2 separate regions of the Homo sapiens genome follow, and region 2 is linked to region 1. Evidence: chromatin loops called from intact Hi-C (ENCODE). Cell type or tissue: PC-3. All regions are shown on one strand.

The links. Hi-C counts contacts between places; a loop is a spot of excess contacts. Peaks named below come from ENCODE experiments on the same cell type or tissue, not always from the same donor. Only the 100,000 strongest peaks of a DNase experiment are listed, where the experiment ranks them.
Region 2: it touches region 1 in a loop (2.6-fold over the local background); 4 of 110 quality-filtered maps call a loop at or near these places.

What each region holds. Positions count from the first base shown.
Region 1 is chrX:19,540,378-19,548,377 of GRCh38, reverse strand. It overlaps SH3KBP1 (SH3 domain containing kinase binding protein 1), which reads left to right. Exons shown (of 18, transcript NM_031892.3): 15 at 2,328-2,456; 16 at 6,185-6,453. Among named protein-coding and RNA genes, the nearest start is that of MAP3K15, 29 kb to the right of the region's middle. In PC-3, a CTCF peak has its summit at 3,489 (motif pointing left); a DNase peak (open chromatin) is centred at 3,477.
Region 2 is chrX:19,621,167-19,629,166 of GRCh38, reverse strand. All of the region lies in intron 8 of SH3KBP1 (SH3 domain containing kinase binding protein 1), which reads left to right. Among named protein-coding and RNA genes, the nearest start is that of MAP3K15, 110 kb to the right of the region's middle. RefSeq lists an enhancer at 2,812-4,011. In PC-3, no CTCF peak of the experiment used is centred here; DNase peaks (open chromatin) are centred at 1,456 and 3,376; H3K27ac peaks cover 4,074 bases.

The DNA.
Region 1 (8,000 bases):
ACCTCCTCTATCTTCTCTGTAAATCCTTCATCATTTTTGTCTTCCTTCCAAATTCTTCCCAACTTTTCAAGGTCTAGAGAGCCTTGTGACTTCCAGAATTACAGAAAGGTTTAAATTACCATCTCTTGTCCCACCTTTGGTCCATACATCCCATGCCTGAGAGTTCGTATGTATTTGGGGGATGTGGTGAGGATATATCATCTTCACTGCCTTCAGACTACACAGTTGTTCATTCATTCAACAACTCTTTATAGACATCTATCCCCTATGGGCTCGGCACTGTGCCAGGTACCAAAGATACAACTGGAATGAAAAGCACATGGTCACTGCCTGCAGGAAGCTTACGGCACAATGACTTGAAGTTTGGCATTTTATATGAAGTGATTTCATTTGCAGACTTAAAACAAAAGGATATATTTGTGCTTTAAAGTATAAATATTATATTCTCTTCATTCCCATTCATCCCTACTTGGATGTGTACATTGAATTCCTATTTACTCTTCTTCAGTTAGCACCTGTGGATTTTTCATAGGCAAGTGGAGGCTTAGTGGATATGGGCGTATTCCTCAAAGGCCACTGGGGGAAATGATGGAGGAAATGCACCAGTCATGATTCCCCAGCCTGGGGCCTCTGACCCTAGCTGAAGTTCTTTATGTTTATAGGACTCAAAGAGCAAGCTTTGATTGGCAGCTCATGAACCCTAGGTTGTAATGGAGGGAACTGGCTTTTTGAATAAAATCTCAAAATGAAAGGATTCAGGCATGGTATGGTGGCTAAGCGTTAAGCCTAGATTAATAAGAAGGCTTGGTGGTGGGGGAAACGTTATTCTAGGTAATTGGATTTTCAGATTAAATGAAGATTAACAAATAAAACCTGTTAAATTGAAAAATTTGCTTAAAAATTCCCTAAAATGCATTAGGTTTCTGCCTTAAGTAAACAGAAGAAAACATACGATATTTTTGGGTATAATTTTTCTATAATGACGCCAAGTGGTGATTTTAAATGGGACTGTTTTTCTACCACCAGGGTAGAAAGCATAGAGATGAAGCTGAAGATGAGCTTGCTCAAAGAGATCTGTGGAAGATTCTTCATTATAAAGGATTCCTTGCTATAGGAACTCTTATTTTAATTTGCTTTGTTCTAAAATAGGGAAATTCTAGCCCAGTGATCATCTATGACCAAGTGAATTCCAGTGAATTGGTCCAGAATTTTTTTTTTTTTTCCAGACAGGGTCCCACTCTTTTGTCCAGGCTGGAGTGCAGTGGTGCAATGTCAATGGCTCACTGCACCCTCGACCTCCGGGGCTCAAGTGATCCTTCCACCTCAGCCTCCCGAGTAGCTGGGACTCCAGGTGCACACCACCATGCCTGGCCAATTTTTGTATTTTTCGTAGAGATAGAGTTTCGCCATGTTGCCCAGGCTGGTCCCAAATTCCTGGGCTCAAGAGATCCTCCCGCCTCATAATCCCCGTGTTGGGATTACGGTCGTGAGCCACTGTGTCTGGCCTCATCTGGCTTTTTTATCTTTATAGTGATCTTCACAGTGAGGCAGAAAGAACAGGGGTGTCGTCCTATATTTTACCAAAAGATGCTGCCATTCTGTAAATATACTATAGCCATACAGACTCCAAAATGAATGTTGACTGTCAGCAATAATGAGGGCAGAGATTTAGCAGCAGGTACCAAAGGAGATATGAGCTTGTTGCACTAGCGAGCAGGGCTGTGCTCTCAAGCTGAGGAAACACTGGTCACTGGACCACAAGCCTGGTGAGCCCTTATCCCTGGAAATGGTTTTCTCTCAGACACATCCTTTAGGGCACTTCCGTATGCAGCAGATTTAGTGATCATGGAAAAGGTCAAGGAAAAGGAAGAGGAGGGAATGGAGGAGAGGCAGATTAGAGCAGCCTCTTGTTGACCTGTGTGTTCTTCCCTGGTAGACTGTCAGCCCTGTGAGGGCAGGCATCCTGTGTGGCATGTCACTAAGTCTGCAGTACAAGCTCACTGCAGCTTTTGCACATGGTAGCAAATGTTTAGAGGAAGGAGCAGGAAAGGATGGACGATGGATGCTTGCAAGGATGAAGTGATTGATGGACATCAGTGGCAAGATCCCTGGTTTAGGAAACCTTGCTTCTTAGTCGCAGTTCTGCCACTAATCAGCTATGTGACTTGAGCGCGTGCATAACAGCACACTTTTTTGCCTCACAGGGTTATCGTGAGAAGACAAAATAGCAGTGTCGAGTGCTTTTAAAGCATACAGCATTATATTAACGAAAGTGGTGTCAGCTAAGGTGTAATTCTGACAAAAGCATTTTCTTTTGGCTTTATCAGTCATCCCTTTCAAGCCCTGATATCTTCGACTCCCCAAGTCCCGAAGAGGATAAGGAGGAACACATTTCACTTGCGCACAGAGGAGTGGACGCGTCAAAGAAAACTTCCAAGACTGTTACCATATCCCAAGTGAGTCACCAGCCATGGCGAGGGTGTCCCTGTCATTTCATGCATGTGCTAATGATGGGTTATAAACCAAACAAAGATACACAAACAGTGCAGGTGTTTGTCATTCTTCAGTGACAGCGATTCTGTTACTCATCAAAATCCCCAAGGCATGTTGCAGTCTCCGAAACTAGGCAGAATCCCTGAGATACAAGTTCAGTTGTTTATTTCCCATGTTGTTCTCTTGTGGTTTGATCTCCTCTTCATACCATCACACACACGTTCACAAATACCTTCACACACTACCACCATCACCACAACCAGAACAATTTAAAAAGCCGTGAGACGTCTAGAGAGAAGACATTAAATATATTAAATGCTGTGCCCTCTGCCCACAGATCTTGTCTTTTATGTTCAAAGCTGGTCACAAATTATAGTTGGAAGATCATAAATATAAATAACTAATGTGGTCTCTTAAAGAAAATTGATTTGGAGTCACATTCTATGATAAATTTATAGTCTAAAAACACTTTAATTTTATTCCATGCCCAGAGAGTAGTATAGATACTTTATTAGTTTATGAGAAACAAGGAAGACATTTAACTTTTAGCTACTGCATGTAACTTTTGAGGAGCATCTTGTACAAATTCTCTCCCTGTGAATACGAACCAAGATTTTAAAATTCCATTTTCTCCCACTAAGAAAACCAAGTCAATTGGAATTATTTTCTCTGAATATTAGCAACTTCTTTCTGTCTAAAAGCAGAAAACTATAGTCACTTGAAGCAGGAATAGCACAAAGAAATCAAAGGTTACCGTGGAATTTTCCTTCTCCATAGATTTAAGAATTTACATGTATAGATTTTCTTAAAAATCTGATACAGTAAGCAAAACGTGATCCTATACAACAGATCAGTTGTAATTATTCACAAAACCAAAGCATTCTTTCTTTATAAAAGGATTCCATCTGCAGAAGTTGGATTTAGACCCGTTTTTTCTGGTGACCATAGGTATAGTTTCATTTGACATCCCTGGGGTGTCTCTACAGTGACATCTACTGGTGGACAGTGGGTTTTCGTGGTTCTGATGTACACAGTTGTATCCCATTAGCCTATTTCTCTTCCCCGGAGTTGTCATGTTGTGCTCTTCAGTGCTTCTAGAAATTCCACTTGAACTAATTTGATCAGGGAGGGTGGTGGCCTATACTCTGTGAGGGCTTTAAAATTGCTCAGTAGCCGAAATGGGCCGGGAGAGCGTGTCATATAGGAAATGCCAAGAGAAGCATTGATTCAAGAAGTGTCTGGAAGTCAGTCAGTGCAAAGGCACTGGTGGGTCACAGGAGTATGGGAGGTCCGCAAGGATGCAGGATGGGCAACAGGAAAAGGCATAAGCCCAGGAATAGATGACAAGCAAAGGAGAGGACAGGAGAGTGCGAATCTTCAGACTCAGGCAGCCACAGTCACAGTGCTGGACTTGAGGGATCCAGTTGATAGGGAATTGATCCCCTGTTCTGCCAGTTATTACCTATGAGTCTTGGGGAACTACTCAGCCACTTCTCTAAGCCTCAGTTTTCTGCTTGGTAAAATGCTTGTGCCAACCGATCGTTGCTCAAATTGTCTAGCCGGTGTCCGGCATGTGATCATTGCTCCAGAAATGTCAGTTCCTCTTCCCTCTTACTCTGACTCCTACTAATGATAAAGCACAGGCTGGCGGAGCGCTATTCCTGGCAGCAGAGAGCACTTTTCCTCAATGGTAACTTGGCAGAAAAAAGGCGAGCAGAGAGGCTGGGAATGATGGCCCATCTGCTTTTGGCTTTCTCTGCCCAGTCTCTCCCTCTAGCACAGCCTGAATCCAGACTCTGCCTCCTCGCCATGCCAGCCAAGCCCCTTTTGGCTCCTGCGCTGGGGTAGCCTGCTGGGTACCTGCTGCTGGAGGGAGCCTCACGGCCGCGTTGCCAAGCTTCACCACCAGCCTCTACTTCTGCCCTGCTGCTCATCGCCCCCGCCTCCCAACATCCTGTCCCACTCTTTTCCCTCCTCGCCACCTGCCTCCCAGCTCCCTTGTTGGTGCCTTCTCCCCCAGGGGCCTACTGGGCACCCCTCTTCTCTCTCGCCCATGACTGTCCTTCTTCCTCGGCCCTCCTGGCCTCCTCAGGACACTTCTCCATCAGGCCTCCCCCGCCAGTCTCCTCCACCTTCAGCCTGGCCCTTCACTGGCTCTTTCTCTCAGCGTATCATGCAGCTTAGGGTCTCCCCAGTCCTGGAAAGTGAACAGAACCCTTCCCTGATCCCACCTCCCCCTGAGGCTTCCGCATGAGCATGCTCCCTCTCTCCTGTCTTCCTGCCTCAACCAAGTTTCTGGAAAGAGAGTCCTAAACTTTCAGGCCACACCTTCACCTCCCATCCAGGTGGTCATCTGCCAGGAGCAGCTTTCTGTCTCCCTGGCTCCACCAAGTGGACTCCACCCAGTTTTCCTCTCAGCACCCTTCACCCACGCATGCAACCACTTCGTTCCTTCTGGACTCTCCTCCAGGCCTGTCTTCTGCTTCATCCCCTCTTCCTCCCCTCTTTCCCAGTCACTAAGGGCTCCTAAAATCCAATGTGTCAAAAACGGAAATCATTATCTGATTCTTCAGTCTGCTGTTTCTCCCATGAAAGGTACAATCTCGATGCCTGGTGTGTGCACCACACCCGTGGTCCCTGATCTGTCCTTCCTCCTCCACCCTCTGCATCCTGTCCAGGACCACATCTCCCTGCTCACAAGGCGTCTGTTCCATGAGGGCAGGGTCTCCATCCTCCTGGCCCACTCCTGCCCCCAGCACTGGGAACAATGCCTGGTGCTCTATGTCGGCTGTGCTTGCCTTCGCCACATCACTCAAAGTTGTCTTGTGTCTATCCTCCTAGCCACTGCCTGGGTCCAACCCTGACCGCTTCTAGCTTACGTTGTGTAAGACTCTCCCAGCAGTTCTCTCCAGCTCCAGATCTGCCAACCCTTTAGCCTTTCTGCAGCCAGCATGGTCCTCAGCACCGTGTGCCCTCCTCTCACCCTTTCGCCTAGCCGCTTGTACTTCCCAGCCTTAGCTCTGCCCCCAAGGCCCTCTCTTGCCCCCTCTGACGGTCTAGCAGTACTTCCCACCAATGCATTTTGCTCTGCGGTCTCTAGACCTTTGCCTGGCGTGTTCCCTCCCGCTGCAGCTTCTTTCTCTAAGTGCCCCTCCTTTCCTCTGGCTACTTCTTGGTCCTCCTCCAAGACGGGACTGTCAGCACCTGCTTGCGATGCCTGCCCGTCTGGATGGCTGGCCCCTTTTCTGTGTTTCTGGGGCTCTGTATGCTCACCTCCCTCTGTGCAGTTGTCCCCCCATCTCAGTGCGTTGGTCTGTCTGTCTGTCTGCGCCCCACTGGGTTCTGAGCTCCCTGGAGACCAGGAGAATGCCTATTAAGGCATGTCTTGTTCACTTCAGAGTTTGTGGTGCCTGGCAAGTAGTTGGGCATCTCAATGTGTATATTGAACCAGTCGGAAACTCTCTGTCCAGAAAGAAGGTCACATTTAAAATACATAGAAGGCGGCGTGTGAGTAAGGGGGAAATGCCTGTACCAAGCAGGCCCTTGGTGGCTTGTGGATGAAGGAACAAGTGAATGGAGTGTGTGGAGAGAGGCGGGGACAGTGGTGTTAACGGAGAGTTTGACTAACCAGGACAAAGACGCAGCACACAAATCCCCGGCCCTGAACCCTCCCTGCCTTCCCTCGTCACAGGTGTCTGACAACAAAGCATCCCTGCCGCCCAAGCCGGGGACCATGGCAGCAGGTGGCGGTGGGCCAGCCCCTCTGTCCTCAGCGGCGCCCTCCCCCCTGTCATCCTCTTTGGGAACAGCTGGACACAGAGCCAACTCCCCGTCTCTGTTCGGCACGGAAGGAAAACCAAAGATGGAGCCTGCGGCCAGCAGCCAGGCGGCCGTGGAGGAGCTAAGGACACAGGTCCGCGAGCTGAGGAGCATCATCGAGACCATGAAGGACCAGCAGAAGTGAGTGCCTGGGGACTCTTGGGGGCCGTCACCCAGGTTGCTCTCTGCCAGGCCAGCACCTAGTTCTGAAAGCATGGATCCCAGCCTGCCTTGGAGGGCGGGCCTGGTCTCCCCGTTGATGGTGGCAGCAATGGTGGGAGTGCGTGTAGACCCCGAGAGTCTTAATTTATACCTAAATTATGCTGCATGTTTTTGCTGGACTTACTGTGTGCAGGAAGGGCACAGGCTGGCCATGGGGCATAGAGGGATGAGTCCATTGCAGGGACTGATGCTCTCAGCAGGCTGCTAAGAAGAAAAGCATTTAAATCCCCCATAAAATACAGTATGTACATGAACCACTTCTTAAATAAGCTCAACAGCTAGCTTTTCCTCTTGCAACAGAAAAATGGCAATTTCTTCACTTAGCTGCCAGATGAAGCAGTTGGCCTGCATTGAGGTACCAGTAATGTATGAAGAAGATGTAGGGAATCTTGAAGCCCAAGATTTTACACTCAGTAAGATGTTCTCACCATGAGACTGCAGTGGGCGGGGCGGGGCAGTGGGGGTCTTTCTTCCTGCATGGCTGCACACACACTCTCGCCACATCTCTAATCCTCAGGGAGCACTTTGTTGAGGAGAAAGACCTGGACACAAAAATAAGTATCATACATCATTATCATCCAGGATGTGGTTTGCAATGACAAAGCCCATAGGAGGATTAGAAGTAGAGAATGGGCATGGTGGCTCATGCCTGTAATCTCAGCACTTTGGGAGGCCAAGGCAGGTGAATCACCTGAGGTCAGGAGTTTGAGACTAGCCTGGCCAACATGGCGAAACCCTGTCTCTACTAAAAATACAAAAAAATTAGTTGGGCGTGGTGGCGTGCACCTGTAATCCCAGCCACTTGGGAGGCTGAGGCAGGAGAATTGCTTGAACCCAGGAGGAGGAGGTTGCAGTGAGCCAAGATTGTGCCACTGCACTCCAGCATGAGTGACAGAGCGAGACTCCGTCTAAAAAAAAAAAAAGTAGGGAGGCACTGCTCTGAGTAAACTGAGGCTCGAGGAGTTTAGGGATCAGTTAGCTGTTTCTTGAGAGAATCAAGGGAGGCATCTCAAAGAGTTATTTCCCGGGTAGGATTTTGAACGATGATTTAGGATTGCCAAGAGCACACTACTCCAGCAGCGAAAACATCATGTTGATTCCTGGCCACACGGGGCAGCCTGGTGAGGTCAACACATCCCCAGGTGACTGGCCTCCTTGGATTGGAGGTGCCTGGGGTGGTGACAGGAGATGCAGCCAGAGACTTACAGCGATGAAGCCCTCTGCCAGTCTGGGGTCAGCAGAAGCCCTGTCACCTGCCTCCCTCTACGTGGCTTGAGGGCCCTAATGTGTTTTGTGGTCACTTTTGGGGGATAACTCGGTTAAGCAAACTTAAGTTCTTTTCTGAAGGGCTCTTCAGAGCCTTCGCTTTGCATTGGGAGGATGGAGAGGATAGCATATGCAAGGTGTCCCACACCTGCTTAATCACAGAACCTTTTTTTTCCAGAGCATCCTAGGATGAGGGTTCC
Region 2 (8,000 bases), 81 kb before region 1:
GAGATGCCCTCTGCCTACCCACATTGCTATTTTTTGTTTGTTTTGCTTTATTTTGTTTTTGAGACAGGGTCTCACTCTGTCGCCCAGGCTGGAGTGCAATCGTGTGATCTCGGCTCACTGCAACTTCCACCTCCCAGGTTCGTGCGATTCTCCCACCTCAGCCTCCTGAGTAGCTGGGATTACAGGTGTGTGCCTGTACAGTAAATCATGCCTGGCTAATTTTTGTATTTCTAGTAGAGACGGGGTTTTACCATGTTGCTCAGGCTGGTCTTGAACTCCTGACCTCAAGTGATCCACGCGCCTCAGCCTCCCAAAGTGCTGTGATTACAGGCGTGAGCCACTGCAGCCGGCCTAGCCACTGCACCCGGCTTCCAGTTTGCTGGGTTTTTTTGGATAGCTAATCACACAGCCAGTCTTAACTCATGCTGCTTGGGCCCATTTTAGAGCTTGCTGCTTAAGAAAATCCTTTGTGCTCTATCATTTTGCTTTTATTATTTTTTTATACAACCTGCTGGGAAATCAAATCTCTTGCTATCCTGTGCTTGTGCAGATTTTTACTTTTATTTCCATAAAATGCCTGCCAGCCTTAACCTAGCATTCCAGTTTGCCGGAAGCGGTGTGTTCAGATGACAAGTGCCATGTAGGCTACCAGCTCCCAGAACCAGGGTTTGAATCCCAGCTCCACTGTTCCTGGCTGTGTCTTTTCGGGCATGTTGCTTACCCCCTCTGAGTCTGAGTTTCCTCAGCCATAAAGCAAGGGCCATAAAGCTGACCTCACAGGGCTGCTGCGAGGATTTACTCTGGCAGGGAGGAGTCTGTCAGTGGCACCCATAATTCTAGGAATTGTCACCCAACCCTGGCTGCTCTTTCTTGGGCCCTGGAAGTGGGAATGGAAGGGCTGTTGTGTCTGAGCCCAGTTTGCTGCTGAGGCTGGAATGCCATGACGTTAAGTAGGTTAAAATGGTGAAAAATCCACCTAAAATAGTTAAGTGTTCACAGTGGAGGAGATTTTAGCAAGAATTTGGAAAGAAAACATGCCATAAATATTTTGCTTGCTGAAAGTGGGAAGAATGGAGTCGGAGCCTGTAAAACCCTGCTGACATTATAGAAGATTGTTACTCTTCCTCTAAGTTAGGAATCGCCCAGAAGTTCATTGAGATGATTGTATACTATTGCTATTATAAAATGAATGGTTTCACCATGATCTGTTTAATATGCATTCTGATACGCATATTTATTGGATGTAGGAGTTGAGGTGAAAGACCTGAACTGCTGTTCTCTAAATTCTGTGTTCGCCGTAGAGGTTCCTGATAGACCCCGAATTCCTCTGACATTTACTTTGGTATCATTGAAGGTGGTTTCCCTTTGCCCTGCTTTTCTGTGCTGTAGCAGGAGTCACAGAGCAGGCTTTGCCCTCATTTTTAGCCCCAGATTGTCAGTTCATGTGGCTTTCTAGAAAATGAGTCAGACACCTTTAGTGGGTGTGTATAAGCCCTCTGCAGTTCCTGAAATAATGTGCAAAGACCCAAACTATTTCTGTATGTCCCTGGAAGCCAGGAGGAAATGTGGCAACCTGAATGGTTTGTTTTCTAGTTTATTTATAAAGAATTCTTGTGAATTTAGGAACATTTCCACTCGTGCAGAACACACCTGTGTTTAGCTTTTATTTCCAGTCACTCAAAAATAACTCCCGTGTCTGTGTTCCTGCCACCCCCATCCCTGCCTTCCTGATTTGTGCTCAGAGTGTGTTTGAAAAGGTTCCGAAGCTTCTGGGTCTCATCCCAACTGGAGAAGCTTCCTGGAGAAGGGCTGAGGGCAGCTTGGCAGGAGCTATGCCAGGGCTCAGCTGCAAGGGTGAGATGGCCATTGGAAGGTGTCCCACGCTGTGGCCGCTGCCGCTTGGGGCAGAATGAGCCCAGCTGTGGAGAGTGGCCATGTTCCCACTCTTGGCCAACAGCCTCCTGGCCTCAGAGCAACAGCCATTCCTCACAGCTCCCACTAACCTAGGAGGAAAGGCTTCCTCTGTGACCCTATTGTAAACAAGGACCTTTAGGTGTTTCTTATCAAACAGGCTTCCTTGGGTAGTTGTGTCTTTGACCCTTAAGCATACCCAACCTCCCTGTCTTCATTGTTTTAAGCCTATTTGATGACATCAAGATGAACGCTTAGAAAGCTAACGTTATTGGTCAAAATCGTGGAGTCGTAGAGATGGAGGGAAGGGAACGGAAGCAATATTAGCTAGCATTAATGTTCATGGAAGGAAACTGATAGACACACCCTAGAGAAAGAGGGGACCCAGGCCGGGCTCAGTGGCTCCCGTCTCTAATCCTAGCAGTTTGAGTGGCTGAGACGGGAGGATCACTTGAGCCTGGGAGTTTGAGACCAGCCTGAACAACATGGTGAAACCCCATCTTCACCAAAAAATACAAAAATTAGCCAGGTGTGGTGTTGTGTTCCTATAGTTCCAGCTACTTGGGAGGCTGAGGCGGGAGGGTTGCCTGAGCCCAGGAGGTTGAGGCTGCAGTGAGCCATAATTGTGCCACTGCACTCAGGCCTAGGGGACAGAGTGAGACCCTGTCCCCCAAACCACAAAAAAGAGGGGACCCAGAATATTAGCTAAAGACGGTTAGTGGCATCCCCAACACAGTAGTACAGTCATCTTTCCTTGGACCATGAGGATTATCCACTGAAGATTATTGACAACAATTTTAATTTGCACCCTGTCCTCTTCCCCTCACAATGTTCGTTCACTCATTCATTCATTCATTCATTCATTCATTCATACATCGAAGAATATTTATGGTGTGCCAGGAGCTGTGCAAAATGCTGGAATACAATGGTAAGCCAAAAATTCAAACCAGGAATTTTGCTTCTTTGTAGGGACCCCAAGTATTTGGAGCTAGACATGCTGTGAGGGCACAGTTAGAACCGCTCCTTTTCATCTCTACCTCAATATGTTTTCCTCCCTCCTGTCCCAGACAACAGTTGAACATTTAATTAACTTAATGATAGCTAGATCTTTCTCCAGGACCACAGCTTCCCAGCACAGGATTCTGAACCACTGGCAGCAAGAGCCCGGGACCATCATCACCATTCCCCTTTCCTCAGGAGTCTCCCCGGAGCTCAGCATTTCCCCTCATCTTCACAGCAACCCCGGGAATTAGGTGGGACCATGCGTGTTCTCTGCAGATTACAAAGGAGGAGCAGAGGCCCAGAGTGCTGAAGCAGCTTTCCCGAGGGACTCCCAGCAAGTCAGTGGCAGAGCCAGGTCAGAGGCATCTGCTGACCCTGGGCCAAGTGCTCTTGGAACTTGGGGGCTGGGCAAGGTGGTAACTGCGGGTGGAGTTCGTGTTTCCTGTGGGGCTGAGTCACTTCCAGAGGTGACTCTTGTCTACTCATTGAGAGTCCTCATTGTTACTGGATATCCAGGGCAAGTGTCTGTGGAGTTTCCTTTGTAAGGTAATGACATTATCATTGTTACTTAGCAGAAAAACAGTATTACCATGCCATCACCCCATCCTTTGTTGCTGATGCTCGCGTTTTGAAATCTATGTTTCCGATCTGTTAGGGTCAGGACATCACTGTGGTGGTTTCTGGATCATCCATGACTGTAGGAGTCCACTGCCACCTCTAAAAGAGTGAAATGATGGTCCATGCAGAGGGAATGATGAGTTCAGCTCAGGGTTGACATTGGTTCTTTTTGTGCCTGAGGCCTGCCTCCCCAACTGCTTTCTTCCAGTTTCTTCCCATGCCCAGAGTATTTTGCCTTCCTCTTTTCTTCCTAGCCTGGTTGCCACTTAGCTTTCCACTCGCTGTCGGGGGGCAAAAAAAAATGCAGGCGGGAGTCCTGAGGCCCTTCCTAAGACATTCTGTGATCAACTCTGTTATTTTTTTTGTTCTAATGTTTATTTCCCCTTCCTGCCTCCCTCCCATTAATTCATTAATGAACTAAAACATGTATTCATGAGAAAAATGTTTTCAGACTTCCTTGCTTCCCACCCCACAGGAAAATAAGGTTGCCTTCACAAAGAGAAGCAGCCTCAGGAATCTCAAGCAAGATCCTTAGCTTGGCAGGAAGAAAGCCGATCAGCTAAATCGATTGCTGGCCCTGACCCTTTCTCTCTGAACTGCTGAAGCTTTTAGCAGAGCTCAAATGGTAGGATTAAATGTGGTTCCAAGGGTGAGGAGTAAATTAGCACGTGTCACCCTGAAGATGATGACATGCTGACAGACCCATTAGACAGACATGTTTTATGAGTGAATGAAGAAGTTAAGCATAGGTCTGGGATCATCTGGGTTTACAGACATTTGGAAAATGTCAGTGTTGAGCAAATGAGTCATTGATGTCATAGAATGTATTTCTTGCAGCATGGCCTATCTTGTTAGACTGCTTATGTCCTTATTCTAGACAAAAGTCACAATATATCTCCTCCTCAGAGCATTTAAAACCCAAAGGAGTATAATTTGTTGCTGTTTTGTCTTCCTTTTATAAGTAGCCAGGACACTGGGACCAGTGAGAAGAATCATTACCATCACACAGACATAGTTTTAAATTACATGAGGATGGTAAACATAGGGCTTGGGGTGGGAGAAAATATCGTTTTAGTTCACCAGTAGACAGTTGTTGAAAGGCCACCCCAACATTTTGATGGTCGTTATTATAGATTTTTCCTTTGTATCATGGACAGATGAGCTTGCAGCTGATGTAAATTCCCAGGTGCATATGCCTACACAAATTATATAAAACTGTCTAAAGAGATCCTGTGTTTGTTCAACCTAATTGTCATATCTCTGCAGAATGTTGTGCTAAAGTGGCAGGACATCAGTAATCCCCCATCTTGGAATACTTTTTTTTCCCCTCTGCAACACACAGAAAAAAAAAATCTGTAGGTATCTTAAGGAATTAGAGAAACTCCCCTTTTTTTTCTGTTTCTATCTCCACCCTTTCTATTTGTATTACTCTGTTAGGGGTGTTCTGAGGCTTAAATGACATGTTGTATTCAAAAGTGCTTTGGAAACATAAAGGTTAAATCACAGGGCTGGGTGTAGTGGCTCACACCTGTAATCCCAACACTTTGGGGAGGCTGAGGTAGAAGGATTGCTTGAGCCAAGGAGTTTGAGACCAGCTTGGGCAACATAGCGAGAGACTCTGTCTTTACACACACAATATTTTCTTTAAAGGTTAAATCATAGTTATTGCTATGATAAGTTATTAGAAGAAGATGAAAAGACAAATGCCTGGTAACTGAATGTTCTTTCCTGGTATATTGAACTGTCCTGAAATTAAGGTCAGTACTTCCCCTGAAGTTCCTTTTCATTATTTATTTTAGCTTTTCTTAGGATGAAAGTAATGTATTACAGTTGTGTAACCTGTCTTGTTCAGTATCTCAGAGTGCTTTGCATTCATATTTGCATTTTATTAAAATACACGGTTTCTGAGATGAAAGTGGCATGGGATATACTTTTTTGTTTGTTTGTTTTTTGAGATGGAGTCTCGCTCTGTCACCCAGGCTGGAGTGCAATGGCGTGATCTTGGCTCACTGCAACCTCCGCCTGCCGGGTTCAAGTGATTCTCCCGCCTCAGCCTCCGAGTAGCTGGGATTACAGGCAACTGCCATCATGCCTGGCTAATTTTTGTATTTTTGTAGAGACGGGGTTTCACCATGTTGGCCAGGCTGGTCTTGAACTCCTGACCTCGGGTGATCCGCCCGCCTGGGCCTCCCAAAGTGCTGGGATTACAGGCATCAGCCACCACGCCTGGCGGGGATACACTTTTAAGTCATACTTTAAAATTGTATAAATAACACTTACTCTTGGAAAAAAAATGAGAAAAACAGACAAATAAATACAAAGAAAAATCAAAATTACCGGTGACCTTACCACCTTCACATACCTCTTAATATTTTCGCAATTATTCTTTCAGACTTTTTCCATATGTGCACATAATTACAGTTTAAAATAAAAATAGGATCATATTACATACACTATTTTATAATAACCCTCTTTGTCCAAAATACATCATGATTATCCTTGGCAGCATGGGTAAATGATTCCTTAGCATCCTGAATCCTAATGTATGGAGAGAGTACCAAAATCCTCTTTTTTTTTTTTTTTTTTTTTTTTTGAGTCAGAGTGTCACTCTTTTGCCCAGGCTTGAGTGCAGTGGCATGATCTCGGCTCACTGCCACCTCTGCCTCCTGGGTTCAAGCGATTCTCGTGCCTCAGCCTACTGATGAGCTGGGACTACAGGCCTGTGCCACCACACCCAGCTAATTTTTGTATTTTTAGTAGAGATGGGGTTTCGCCATGTTGGCCAGGCTGGTCTTGAACTCCTGACCTCAAGTGATCCGCCTGCCTTGGCCTCCCAAAGTGCTGGGATTACAGGCGTGAGCCACTCGGCCTGGCCCTCGACAATCCTCTTTTATGCTTAGCTTGTTTCCAGTTTTTCTTTGTGTTAGACCATGTTGCACATAGTCGTCACCCTGTTCAACAGTCTTTGTGTGCATTTCTGCCACTTCCTTCTAGCTGTGATACCTTGGCAGGTTACTCATCTCTGTGTGCATCAGTTTTCACATCTGTGAAATGAGAGTAATAATAGTACCTACATCCTGGTGTTGTGAAGATTAAATGAGATGAAGTAGGTAAAGCATTTAGAAAGCCTGGGTCCTAATAGCTGCTACATAAATGTTAGCAGTTACTATTTCCTGATGATAAATTGCTCAGTGTAATACTGTATTGATGCATTTTGAGGGCATATTGAGGATACATCCTGAAAGATTGTGCCAATTTAGTCTCCTCACAGGAGTGCATGCAAATATATTTCCCTATTCTTGTCATCCCTGGATATTATCATTCTTTTTAATCTCTGCTAATGTGATTTGGGCTCTGCTAATTCTGCATTTTAAAAAATGATTACCGAGCTTGAACATTTTATGCATCATTTCCAATTGATTTTTATAAAAATACCTTATATTCATGACATTAACCTGTCATCTTCATATTACAAATATTTTTTCTTAGTTTATGACTCATGGAGATCTTTAAGAAAAAAAGTCATTAAAATAAGTGCCTTTTAGGCTTAAAATTTCCTCATTTTATAGTTAACTGTATAGTGCAGTAAAATGTGTCCTTTTAAAAATAGTTTTGATTAAGGTTTTTATATTTTATTTCTAGCTGGAAATGGTAGCCAACTATTAAATGCATTCTTTTTCTGCCTTCCTCAGGGCTTTCAGTGTTTTTATTTAAAGCTTCTGTCTTTACAGTATTTTTTTTATAGTGGCATTGAGAGAGTCCCTGAGGTTCTGCATGGATGCGTATAAGGATCCTCATATCCTAGAACAGGGTTTGGCAAACTTCTGCAGAGGGCCAGGGAGTAAATATTTCAGGCTTTGTGGGTCATGCAGTCTGTGTCACAATTACTCAACTCTGCCATTTTAGAGCAAAAGCAGCCATAGAGGTAAATGAATGGGTGTAGCAGAGTTCCAATGAAACTTTATTTATGGATACTTAGATTTGAATGTCATATAATTTTCACATTTCTTGAAATATTCTTCTTCTTTTGATTTTTAAAAACCATTCAAAAATGTAAAAACTATTCTTAGTTTGTGGACCATAGAGAAATAGGTGGCAGGCTAGACCTGGCCCATGGGCTGTAGTTTGCTGGCCCTTGAAATAGAATATCTGGAAATAGACTCATAAAAAAATCCAGCCGATTAATTTTCAACAAAGATACAAAGACAGTTTAAGAGAGGATAATCTTTTCAAGAAATGGTGTTGGCGACCGGGCATGGTGGCTCACGCCTGTAATCCCAGCACTTTGGGAAGCCAAGACGGGCGGATCACGAGGTCAGGAGATCGAGACCATCCTGGCTAACATGGTGAAACCCCGTCTCCACTAAAAATACAAAAAAAAAAAAAAAAAAAAATTAGCCAGGTGTGGTGGCGGGCACCTGTAGTCCCAGCTACTAGGAAGGCTGAGGCAGGAGAATGGCGTGAACCCA